Linked DNA regions of Homo sapiens: region 1 is linked to region 2. A link is a contact called in ENCODE Hi-C or POLR2A ChIA-PET data. All regions are on one chromosome and are shown on one strand. The core of a region is the stretch at or near the end of the contact, and the rest is flanking DNA. Distances in the headings are between cores, read along the strand shown. Region 1 overlaps ASRGL1 (asparaginase and isoaspartyl peptidase 1). Region 2 holds the start of PATL1 (PAT1 homolog 1, processing body mRNA decay factor).

The links. A loop is a pair of places that touch in the nucleus more often than their neighbours do. ChIA-PET counts read pairs that join two places held with the same protein, here RNA polymerase II (POLR2A).
Region 1: a map of vagina shows a loop between it and region 2 (18-fold over the local background). The contact joins the enhancer-like site here to the promoter of PATL1 in region 2. A Hi-C loop is called at or near these places in 1 of 168 maps with a recorded cell type or tissue (vagina). POLR2A ChIA-PET finds 5 or more read pairs at or near these places in 1 of 52 experiments (MCF 10A).

What each region holds. Positions count from the first base shown.
Region 1 is chr11:62,378,384-62,384,030 of GRCh38, reverse strand. The region is part of intron 4 of ASRGL1 (asparaginase and isoaspartyl peptidase 1); the gene reads right to left. Among named protein-coding and RNA genes, the nearest start is that of SCGB1A1, 38 kb to the left of the region's middle. RefSeq lists enhancers at 755-1,320, 1,321-1,886. Within about 2 kb of position 3,061, at least 2 of the 41 ENCODE cell types and tissues checked have a DNase peak (open chromatin) inside an H3K27ac peak, as active enhancers do.
Region 2 is chr11:59,666,238-59,671,493 of GRCh38, reverse strand. It overlaps PATL1 (PAT1 homolog 1, processing body mRNA decay factor), which reads left to right and starts at 2,457. Exons shown (of 19, transcript NM_152716.3): 1 at 2,457-2,613; 2 at 4,530-4,641. The coding sequence starts at 2,599. PATL1-DT (PATL1 divergent transcript) reads right to left here and starts at 2,184. Exons shown (of 4, transcript NR_187296.1): 1 at 1,952-2,184. RefSeq lists enhancers at 1,908-2,197, 2,124-2,418 and a silencer at 2,378-2,727.

The sequences.
Region 1 (5,647 bases), core at 1,812-4,311, 2.7 Mb before region 2:
CACGTGCACACACACACATGCACACACACAGATGCATTTAATAAGTTATGTATTTATTCCATTAAAATATTTTTTCTTGGCTTCATTCCAGGGAGTACTGATTTTTTTTTTTTTTTTGAGACCAACTCTTGCCCTGTCGCCCAGGCTGGAGTGCAGTGGTGTGATTTCGGCTCACTGCAACTGGGTTCTAGCAGTTCTCCTGCCTCAGCCTCCTGAGAAGCTGGGACTACAGGTGCACACTGCCAAGCCTGGCTAATTTTTTGTATTTTTTAGTAGAGATGGGGTTTCACCATGTTGCCCAGGCTGGTCATGAACTCCTGAGCTCAGGCAGTCCACCCACCTTGGCCTCCCAAAGTGCTGGGATTACAGGCGTGAGCCACCAAGCCTGGCCTGATGATGTTCTTTTTTTTTTTTTTTTTTTTTTTTTTGAGTAGGAGTCTCGCTCTGTCGCCCAGGCTGGAGTGCAGTGGCGGGATCTCGGCTCACTGCAAGCTCCGCCTCCTGGGTTCACGCCATTCTCCTGCCTCAGCCTCCCGAGTAGCTGGGACTACAGGCGCCCGCCACTACGCCCGGCTAATTTTTTGTATTGTTAGTAGAGACGGGGTTTCACCGTTTTAGCCGGGATGGTCTCGATCTCCTGACCTCGTGATCCGCCCGCCTCGGCCTCCCAAAGTGCTGGGATTACATGCGTGAGCCACCGCGCCCGGCCCCTGATGATGTTCTTATACTTAACGTGACTTCTATTGACAAAATGGCAAAAGACAAGCTTTCTTGAGTCAACATAGTTTTTAGCAAGTTTTTAATTTATTTTAATTTGGAGAAGCTTCCTTCTGCTGAAGCAGCAGCAACTGGAATTACCAACAAAATTCTCAAAGCAGTACTTAGATTTAGAAATGAATACTGATTTTTACATTATCACACTCAAATACTATATGGATTTGTGGGGAAACGAAAGAGATCAGGCTGTTACTGTGTCTATGTAGAAAGAAGTAGACATAAGAGACTCTATTTTGTTCTGTACTAAGAAAAATTCTTCTGCCTTGAGATGCTGTTAATCTGTAACCCTACCCCAACCCTGTGTCGCAGAGACGTGCTGTGTTGACTCAAGGTTTAATGGATTTAGGGCTATGCAGGCTGTGCTTTGTTAAAAAAGTGCTTGAAGGCAGTATGCTTGTTAAAAGTCATTACCATTCTCTAATTTCAAGTACCCAGGGACACAATACACTGCGGAAGGCTGCAGGGACCTCTGCCTAGGAAAGCCAGGTATTGTCCAAGGTTTCTCCCCATGTGATAGCCTGAGATATGGCCTTGTGGGAAGGGAAAGACCTGACCGTCCCCCAGCCCGACACTGTCCCCCAGCCCGACACCCCACCCGTAAAGGGTCTGTGCTGAGGAGCATTAGTAAAAGAGGAAGGCCTCTTTGCAGTTGTGATAAGAGGAAGGCATCTGTCTCCTGCTTGTCCCTGGGCAATAGAATGTCTGGGTTTAAAACCCGATTGTATGTTCTATTTACTGAGATAGGAGAAAACAGCCTTAGGGCTGGAGGTGAGAGGTGCTAGCGACAATACTGCTCTTTAATGTTTGTATACATGCACATCAAGGCATAGCACCTTTCCTTATTTATGACACAGAGACATTTGTTCACATGTTTTCCTGCTGACCCTCTCCTCTCTATTAACTTATTGTCCTGCCACATCCCCCTCTCCAGATGGTAGAGATAATGATCAGTAAATACTGAGGGAACTCAGAGACTGTTGCCGGTGGGGGTCCTCCGTATGCTGAGCACCGGTCCCCTGGGCCCACTTTTTTTTCTCTATACGTTGTCTCTGTCTCTCCTGCCTCAGCCTCCTGAGTAGCTGGGACTACAGGCACCCGCCACTGGGCCCGGCTAATTTTTTGTATTTTTAGTAGAGATGGGGTTTCACCCTGTTAGCCAGGATGGTCTCGATCTCCTGACCTCGTGATCCACCGGCCTCGGCCTCCCAAAGTGCGGGGATTACAGGCGTGACCCACCGCACCCAGCCTCTTATTTCTTTTCTCAGTCTCTCGTCCCACCTGATGAGAAACGCCCACAGGTGTAGAGGGGCTGGCCACCCCTTCATCTGGTGCCCAACGTGGGTGCTTTTCTCTAGGGTGAAGGTGAGCTAGAGCGTGGTCATTGAGAACAAGTTGATGAGAGATTCCCGAGTACGTCTACAGTCAGTCTTGTGGTAAGCTTGTGCCCTCGGAAGAACCTAGGGTAACAATGGGGCAAACTGAAAGTAAATATGCCTCTTATCTCAGCTTTATTAAAATTCTTTTAAAAAGGGGGGAGTTAGAGTCTCTACAAAAAAATCTAATCACGCTATTTCAAACAGTAGAACAATTCTGCCCATGGTTTCTAGAACAGGGAACTTTAGATCTAAAAGATTGGGAAAAAATTGGCAAAGAATTAAAACAAGCAAGTAGGAAGGGTAAAATCATCCCACTTACCGTATGGAATGATTGGGCCATTATTAAAGCAGCTAATTTAGAACTGTTTCAAACAGGAGAAGATAGCGTTTCAGTTGCTGATGCCCCTGAAAGCTGTGTAATAGATTGTGAAGAATAGGCAGGGATAGAATCCCAGAAAGGAATGGAAAGTTCAAAAGTTCACATTGTAAATATGTAGCAGAGTCTGTAATGGCTCGGTCAATGCAAAATGTTGACTACAATCAATTACAGGAGGTAATATATCCTGAAGCATTAGAATTAGAAGAAAAAGGTCCAGAATTAGCGGGGCCATCAGAGTCTAAACCATGATGGCCAACTCCTCTTCCAGCGGTTCAGATGCCTGTAACATTACAACCTCAAATGCAGGTTAGACAAGTACAAACCCCAAGAGAATATCAAATAGAGAGTCTCTGTCATGGCAACGCCAATCCAAATACAGTATCCACAATATCAGCCGGTAGAAAATAAGACCCAACCGCCAGTAGCCTATCAATACTGGCCGCCAGCCGAACTTCAGTATCGGCCGCCCCCAGAAAATCAGTATGGACAGCCAGGAGTGTTTCCAGCACCACAGGGCAGGGCGCTATAGCCTCAGCCGCCCACTATAAGACTTTATCCTACAGCACCACCTAGTGGACAAGGTAGTGCATTACATAAAATTATTGATAAGGCAAGGAAACAAGGAGATATTGAGGCGTGGCAATTCCCAGTACCGATGCCACCTGGAGAAGGGGCCCAAGAAGGAGCGCCTACCCTAGTTGGGGCCAGATATGAGTCCTTTTCTATAAAAATGTTAAAAGATATGAAAGAGGGAGTAAAACAGTATGGACCCAACTCCCCTTATATGAGAACATTATTAGGTTCCACTGCTCATGGACATAGACTCATTCCTTATGATTGGGAGATTTTGGCCAAATCATCACTCTCACTGTCTCAATTTTTACAATTTAAGAGTTGGTGGATTGATGGGGCACAAGAACAGGTCTGAAGTAATAGGGCTGCCAATCCTCCAGTTAACATAGATGCAGATCAACTATTAGGAAAAGGTCAAAATTGGAGCACTACTAATCAACAAGCAATAATGCAAAATGAGGCCATTGAGCAAGTTAGAGCTATCTGCCTTAGGGCCTGGGAAAAAAATCCAAGACCCAGGAACCACCTGCCCCTCATTCAATACAATAAGACAAGGCTCTAAAAAGCCCTACCCTGATTTTGTGGCAAGGCTCCGAGATGCTGCTCAAAAGTCAATTACCGATGAAAATGCCCGTAAGGTCATAGTGGAGTTGATGGCATATGGAAACGCCAATCCTGAGTGTCAATCAGCCACTAAGCCATTAAAAGGGAAGGTTCCCACAGGATCAGATGTAATCTCAGAGTACGTAAAAGCCTATGATGGAATTGGAGGAGCTATGCATAAAACTATGCTTATGGCTCAAGCAATAATGGGAGTTGCTTTAGGAGGACAAGTTAGAACATTTGGGGGAAAATGTTATAATTGTGGTCAAATTGGTCATCTAAAAAAGAATTGCCCAGCCTCAAAAAAACAAAATATAACTATTCAAGCTACTACAACAACAACAGATAAAGAGCCACCCGACTTATGTCCAAGATGTAAAAAAGAAAAACACTATTAGAATTCTATCAAATTCTAAATTTGATAGAAATGGGCAACTATTGTCAGGAAACAGCAAAGGGGCCAGCCTCAGGCCCTGCAACAAACTGGGGCATTCCCAGTTCAGCCCTTTGTTCCTCAGGGTTTTCAGGGACAACAACCCCCACTGTCACAAGTGCCTCAGGGAATGAGCCAGTTACCACAATACAACAATTGTCCCCTGCCACAAGCGGCAGTGTAGCAGTAGATTTATGTACTATACAAGCAGTCTCTCTGCTTTCAGGGGAGCCCCCACAAAAAATTCCCACAGGGGTATATGGCCCCCTGCCTGAGGGGACTGTAGGACTAATCTTAGGAAGATCAAGTCTAAATCTAAAGGGAGTTCAAATTCATACTGGTGTGGTTGATTCAGACTACAAAGGTGAAATTCAATTGGTTATTAGCTCCTCAATTCCTTGCAGTGCCAGTCCAGGAGACAGGATTGCTCAGTTGTTACTCCTGCCTTATATTAAGGTTGGAAACAGTGAGATAAATAGAAAGGAGGGTTTGGAAGCACTGATCCGGCAGGAAAGGCTGCATATTGGGCAAGTCAGTTCTCAGAGAGCAGACCTGTGTGTAAGGCCATTATTCAAGGAAAACAGTTTGAAGGGTTGGTAGACACTGGAGCAGATGTCTCTATCATTGCTTTAAACCAGTGGCCAAAAAATTGGCCTAAATGAAAGGCTGTTACAGGACTTGTCGGCGTAGGCACTCCTCAGAAGTGTATCAAAGTACTATTACATTGTTTAGGGCCGGATAATCAAGAAAGTACTGTTCAACCAATGATTACTTCAATGATTACTTCAACCAATGATTACTTCATCTGTGGGGTTGAGATTTATTACAACAATGGGGTGCAGAAATCACTATGCCTGCTCCATTATACAGCCTCAGGAGTCAAAAAATCATGACTAATATGGGATATATACCAGGAAAGGGACTAGGAAAAAATGAAAATGGCATTAAAGTTCCACTTGAGACTGAGAGAAATCAAGAAAGAAAAGGAATAGGGTATCCTTTTTAGGGGTGGCCACTGTAGAGCCTCCTAAACCCATTCCATTAACTTGGAAAACAGAAAAACCGGTATGGGTAAATCAGTGGCCGCTACCAAAACAAAAACTGGAGGCTTTACATTTATTAGCAAAGGAACAATTAGAAAAGGGACATATTGAGCCTTCGTTCTCGCCTTGGAATTCTCCTGTGTTTGTAATTCAAAAAAAATCCGGCAGATGGCATAAGTTAACTGACTTAAGAGCCGTAAATGCCGTAATTCAACCCATGGGGCCTCTCCAACCCGGGTTGCCCTCTCTGGCCATGATCCCAAAAGACTGGCCTTTAATTATAATTGATCTGAAGGACTGCTTTTTTACCATCCCTCTGGCGGAGCAGGATTATGAAAAATTTGCCTTTACTATACCAGCCATAAATAATAAAGAACCAGCCACCAGATTTCAGTGGAAAGTGTTACCTCAGGGAATGCTTAATAGTCCAACTATTTGTCAAGCTCTTCAACCAGTTAGAGAC
Region 2 (5,256 bases), core at 1,208-3,707:
GGCGCGAACTCGGCTCACCTCAAGCTCTGCCTCCTGGGTTCACCCCATTCTCCTGCCTCAGCCTCCCGAGTAGCTGGGACTACAGGCGCCCGCCACCACGCCCGGCTAATTTTTTTGTATTTTTAGTATTTTTAGTAGAGACAGGGTTTCGCCATGTTAGCCAGGATGGTCTCCATCTCCTGACCTCGTGATCTGCCCGCCTCGGGCTCCCAAAGTGCTGGGATTACAGGCGTGAGGCACCGCGCCAGGACTTTTTTTTTTCTTTTTTAATTTCTGAAAACTTAAGACTTTTTTCCTAATCTGTTTTTACTATTGATATCTTACATAATGATCAGAAAACATGATCTGCAAGATCAGGGATCAGCAAACTCTGTAAAGCGCCAAATAGTAAATATGTTACACTTTACAGGCCACACTGTATCCATTGTAACCACTCAACTCTGACTTTATAACATTAAAGCAATCAAAGACAATATGTAAATAAATAAGGTTGGCTGTATTCCAATAAAGCTTGCTTTACAAAAACGGGTGGCTGGCCAGATTGGACTGTGGGCCATAGTCTGCTAACCCTTGATCTACATGGCACCAATTCTTTGGTAATTATTAAGATGTACTGCTACTTAGTTTTTTTTGTTTGTTTGTTTGTTTTTTGTGAGACGTAGTCTTTGCTCTGTCACCCAGGCTAGAGTGCAGTGGTGCGATCTCGGCTCACTGCAAGCTCCGCCTCCCGGGTTCACGCAATTCTCCTGCCTCAGCCCCTCGAGTAGCTGGGACTACAGGCGCCCGCCACCACGCCCGGCTAATTTTTTGTATTTTTAGTAGAGACGGGGTGTCACTCTGTTAGCCAGGATGGTCTAGATCTCCTTGACCTTGTGATCCGCCCACCTCGGCCTCCCAAAGTGCTGGGATTACAGGCGTGAGCCACCGCGCCTGGCCTGTTACTTAGTATTTGATGTTTTATAATGTTCCATGCATGCTTGAAAACCAATAAATCATCTTGTCCCGACGCTCCACTTCTTTAAAGTTCAGGCCTGGCCCATGTCAACATTTGCTTTTGTTATTCTGGCACAGTGATTAAGACACTCGGTTTTTAATAATCAGACAAATCTCAGCTGCTAGCTTTACCACTTGCCATTGGGTGGTTGGAGGCAAACAATGTCGCTAATCCTCAGGTTCCTCAACTGTAAACTGAGAAAATAACAGTACCTACCTCATGGGGGGCACATAAGGAAGGATTCAATGAGATAATCCATTTTATAAAGCGCCTAGCAGAGTCCCAGGCAGCCTTCAATCGTTAGTAGTGTTACCATCATGAGGCAGGTGTAATTATACCCATTTTACAAGAAACTAAGGCTCAGAGAGGTTTAGGTAAGTTGCCCAAAGTTTCCTAGCCAGTGGCAAAGCACAAGCTCCCACCCAGAACTTTTCTTCACAAATTCAGCGTTTCCGATACTCAAACTGATCCAGACACACTAACATTTAGGGGATTTACTGTATGCCATTCCGAGACGAGGCTGCATTTTAAGACGCCCAGGGAAGAAACGGATTGCGAAACCCAAAAGAATTCATTCTTTGTGCTGCAAGTTTTGTCTGAAAGGAAAGGGGCAAGAAGGGCATGGAGCGTGCTAGAGGTAACAAACCACCCAACAGAATTCTGGAACCAGGGGGCCGAAGCTTCTAAGCTGGACACATTCCTCTGTGGGTTCGATCCTCTAAGGAAGTGGAGTCACCCAGCGGCGCACCACGGCCCGAAGACCCTGCTGCTGCGTGGCCAGCGGCCCACGGCCGTGCGGCCCTTCGAGGCTCTGCAGCTCCTCGCGCCTAATGAGCCTGGCGCTTAAAAATACCACCCTAGTTAAACCTCCCGGAACCTGTCTTCAGCATTTCAAAAAAAAAAAAAAAAAAAACGGGCGCCGTCATCACTTTGAGCCACATAAATCACAGCCCTGACCTGCTGTGGATTCAGCAGGCGACGAGCCGCTGAAAGTGGCGACGAAGTCCGCCCCTTTCGAAGACCAGCAACTTTCCATTCTTTTTTCCCTGCGCAAGGCGCAGATTGCAACGGGGAGACCCCCGAGCAGCCTGAGGAGTGAGTCGGACGTTGGAAAAACTGCCCGGGAATCTCATCTTTCCCAGCCCAGGCTAAGCGCAGGATTCTTCAAAGCTATATCCTGTGACAATCACAAGGGTTTTCTCCGCCCCACGGGTGACGGAGAACTCGTGACCGGCCCCTGAGCTCCAAGCCGAGCGCCTAGAGGGCGCGGAGAAAGAGGGGGCGGAGCTACAAGCCCAGATCACCAGGCAGCCGAAGACGGGCAGCGCGTGCGCAGTCTCTCGCCACGGGACCTCCTTCCCGCCGCTGAGACTAGGAAGCGGGACGCCAAATCTGTCCCTGCGCAGCCGCCGCCGCCGGGCGCCGAGCGGGGTGGCCGCCCTGCCTGAGGCGCGCCTGCGCACGTCCCCACGCACGCTCCGGCGTACGGCGGCGGCCAGGGGTCGCGAGCCGGTGGAGGACCCGCGCGCGGAGGAGCCGGGGAGTCAGCGCTTCTTCCCTCCCTCCCCCTCTCCCCTCCCCGCTCCCTGCCCCCCTCCCCAAGAATGTTCCGCTACGAGGTGAGCTGTTGCGACCGGAAGTGACCCCTCCCTCCCTCCCGCGCCCCTCTCCCTCACTCTCTCTCCGCGCGCCGGTCCTGTGTTCCTGCGGGGCAGGGGGCGGGCTGGGGGAGTCGCAGGACTTAGCTGGACGCGACTGGTCTGGGGTCGCGGGTCTAATCCTAGGGCTGGGAGCTGGCTTCATGGGTCGAGACAGTCCCATTAGTTGCCGCTGGGGAAAGTTGGCCTCCGTTTTGGGGTGGGGAGGGCCCGTTAAGTGCTGTAACCAGACCACACCCCCGCCCCCACCCCTAGAGGAGCCACGGAGGGTAGAGCACTGCATCTCCCCGGGTGCTTTTCTTAAGTAGGTGTCACCCGGGAATTCCCAGAGCCGCGTTTCCCGCCCTGGACCCGGAACCACCCCCCACCCACCTCCACTCGAATTACACTGACACACATCCCATTCACACAGGCTACCTTCAGGTGAAGGGGGCCTGGGCTTGCCGTTGGATTAGGGCCCCAGCCCGTTTACTAAAGAGGGCTCCGAGTTGGGAGGGGGGCGTGTCCTGCAGAAGTTCCTTCTGGGCTAGTGCTGGGAGACGCGGGTTTGGAGAAGGTGCCGGGAATGTAGCAATAGCAGCAGACAGTACTGACCCTGTCACCAACTCACTGTGTGACCTTGAGTGACTCCTAATCTCTGGACGTAAACTTTCTGAATTTGTAGCATGAAAGAACTGATGTAAATGATCCTTAAGAATTTTTAATTTAAAAAAGCAGCGATTTGGTAAAGTAGATATTTGTGATTTGGAAGGGAGTACTGCTGGAAGTTGCCTCTGATAAGGAGGCAGTGGCATGCCTATTGGCATGAGTTTGGAAGGGCTCTGGGGTAAGAAGAACGCCCTTTGACCTAATCTTTCCATTGTAAACAGGGTAGCTAAGAGGTAGCCAGGCAAGGTGTATCACAAACGTACCTACTGATAGAATATGGAATTCTGATTCTGAATTTTTGAAAATTGAGGACAGGTATACTTGATAGGAATGATCTAAGACCAAACCAAAAGGAAAACTTGGAGAATAAATCAGTTGAGTAAGATTGAAGTAAAGGGGGAAAATAGAACACACCTAGGATGTGGTGGCCTCTAGCCTTTGTTCGATAATCTGTAATCTTTGCCCACTTTGATCATCACAACTCTCTGCCATAGTTGGTATTGTCCCTGCATTACAATGTAAGACATTGAGCCTTACAGCCTAGCACAGAACCTTAGACGCAATAGGTCCTTAAAAGGTATTTGATGAATTAATTAGAAATTTTCTGAGTTGCCCATGTTCACACTGATTGTAGGAATGGAGCCAGAACTTGAACTTGTCATACCACAGCTTTTCCAGAGTTCATTTTATTGTGGTTGAAGACCTAATTTTCTGTTTCATCACTAGAGTTTAGGCCTATAGGGAAGATAAGAAAGATGGAAAATGAAGACAAAGCTTTAAAACGGAATAATAGTTGAAAAGATGACATGAATATAATGAGAAAGATGAGAATTTTGCTGGAAAAGATACATAAAGATACAAGAAAATAAAGGGTTCATTATTAATTGTCATCAGTATTCCAACCAGTGATGTAAGGAAAGTTGTGGGCTTAATTTCTTGGTTGCATGAGGAACTGCTGTTCGTGGATTCTTGATAAAATAGAGAAATGGAATGCTGTGAGGTGGGGCAAGAATTAAATGAAATAAGGATTAGGAAATAGAAAGTGAAAGAAAGATGATGAAATCTTCCAGTGTCAGGGAAATTGGGAAGTAGAAAAAAAATGCCATCTTTACAAAAAGTCATAATGAAGCAATTATGTTCATTGAGAAGGTAAGATGAACATTTTTAGAACATTTTTAAAATGAGGGTGTGAATTTCATGAATAACTAATGTCTTTTCTTTTTTTTTAGTCTTTGGAGGATTGTCCTCTGGATGAAGATGAAGATGCATTTCAGGGACTGGGAGAAGAAGATGAAGAGATTGATCAATTCAATGATGATACATTTGGGTCAGGTGCAGTTGGTAAGTGACATCTTTCGCTTATAATATCATCTTAGCCTCCTGCTCTTTTCAAGTGCTGTCTTTTAGAAGTGCTTTATCTTATTAGGGGTAACCTTATTCACTAACTTGGCAAGATATTCTTCTATTCCTCATCTTAGAATAGTTCATTCTTCACTGGAAACAGCACCTATCCTGCTCCTCTGGGTCTCTTTTTGCCTTACCTATAAAATCAGGTATTCTGTAAGCCTTGCCCCTTCCAGCTATATGATCGATGACTACAGGTTGCCCCTATGAGGGATTCAAATGTTTAGAGAAGTAAACATTTAAGAGAGATTTAAATTAATCCTAGATGAGAGGAATTTTTATTTGTATAACATATAACTTATGGAAAACTAGTGTACTAGTAGAAAATTCAGATTCTAGGATGTGGGTATATGTGTTTCAAAATTTAGTCTATCACTAGTATATAACTTTGCAACTTATAGTATCTTCAAAATATAAAGCTTTTTATAGCAAGAATTTTGGGGGTCAAGAAAGGACTCATAAGTTAGAAAAGTATGCACAGATGAAATTTTGTCCATCCCTGGGTATAGATACATATTATTTATTTATTTATTTATTCTTTTTCGAGATGAA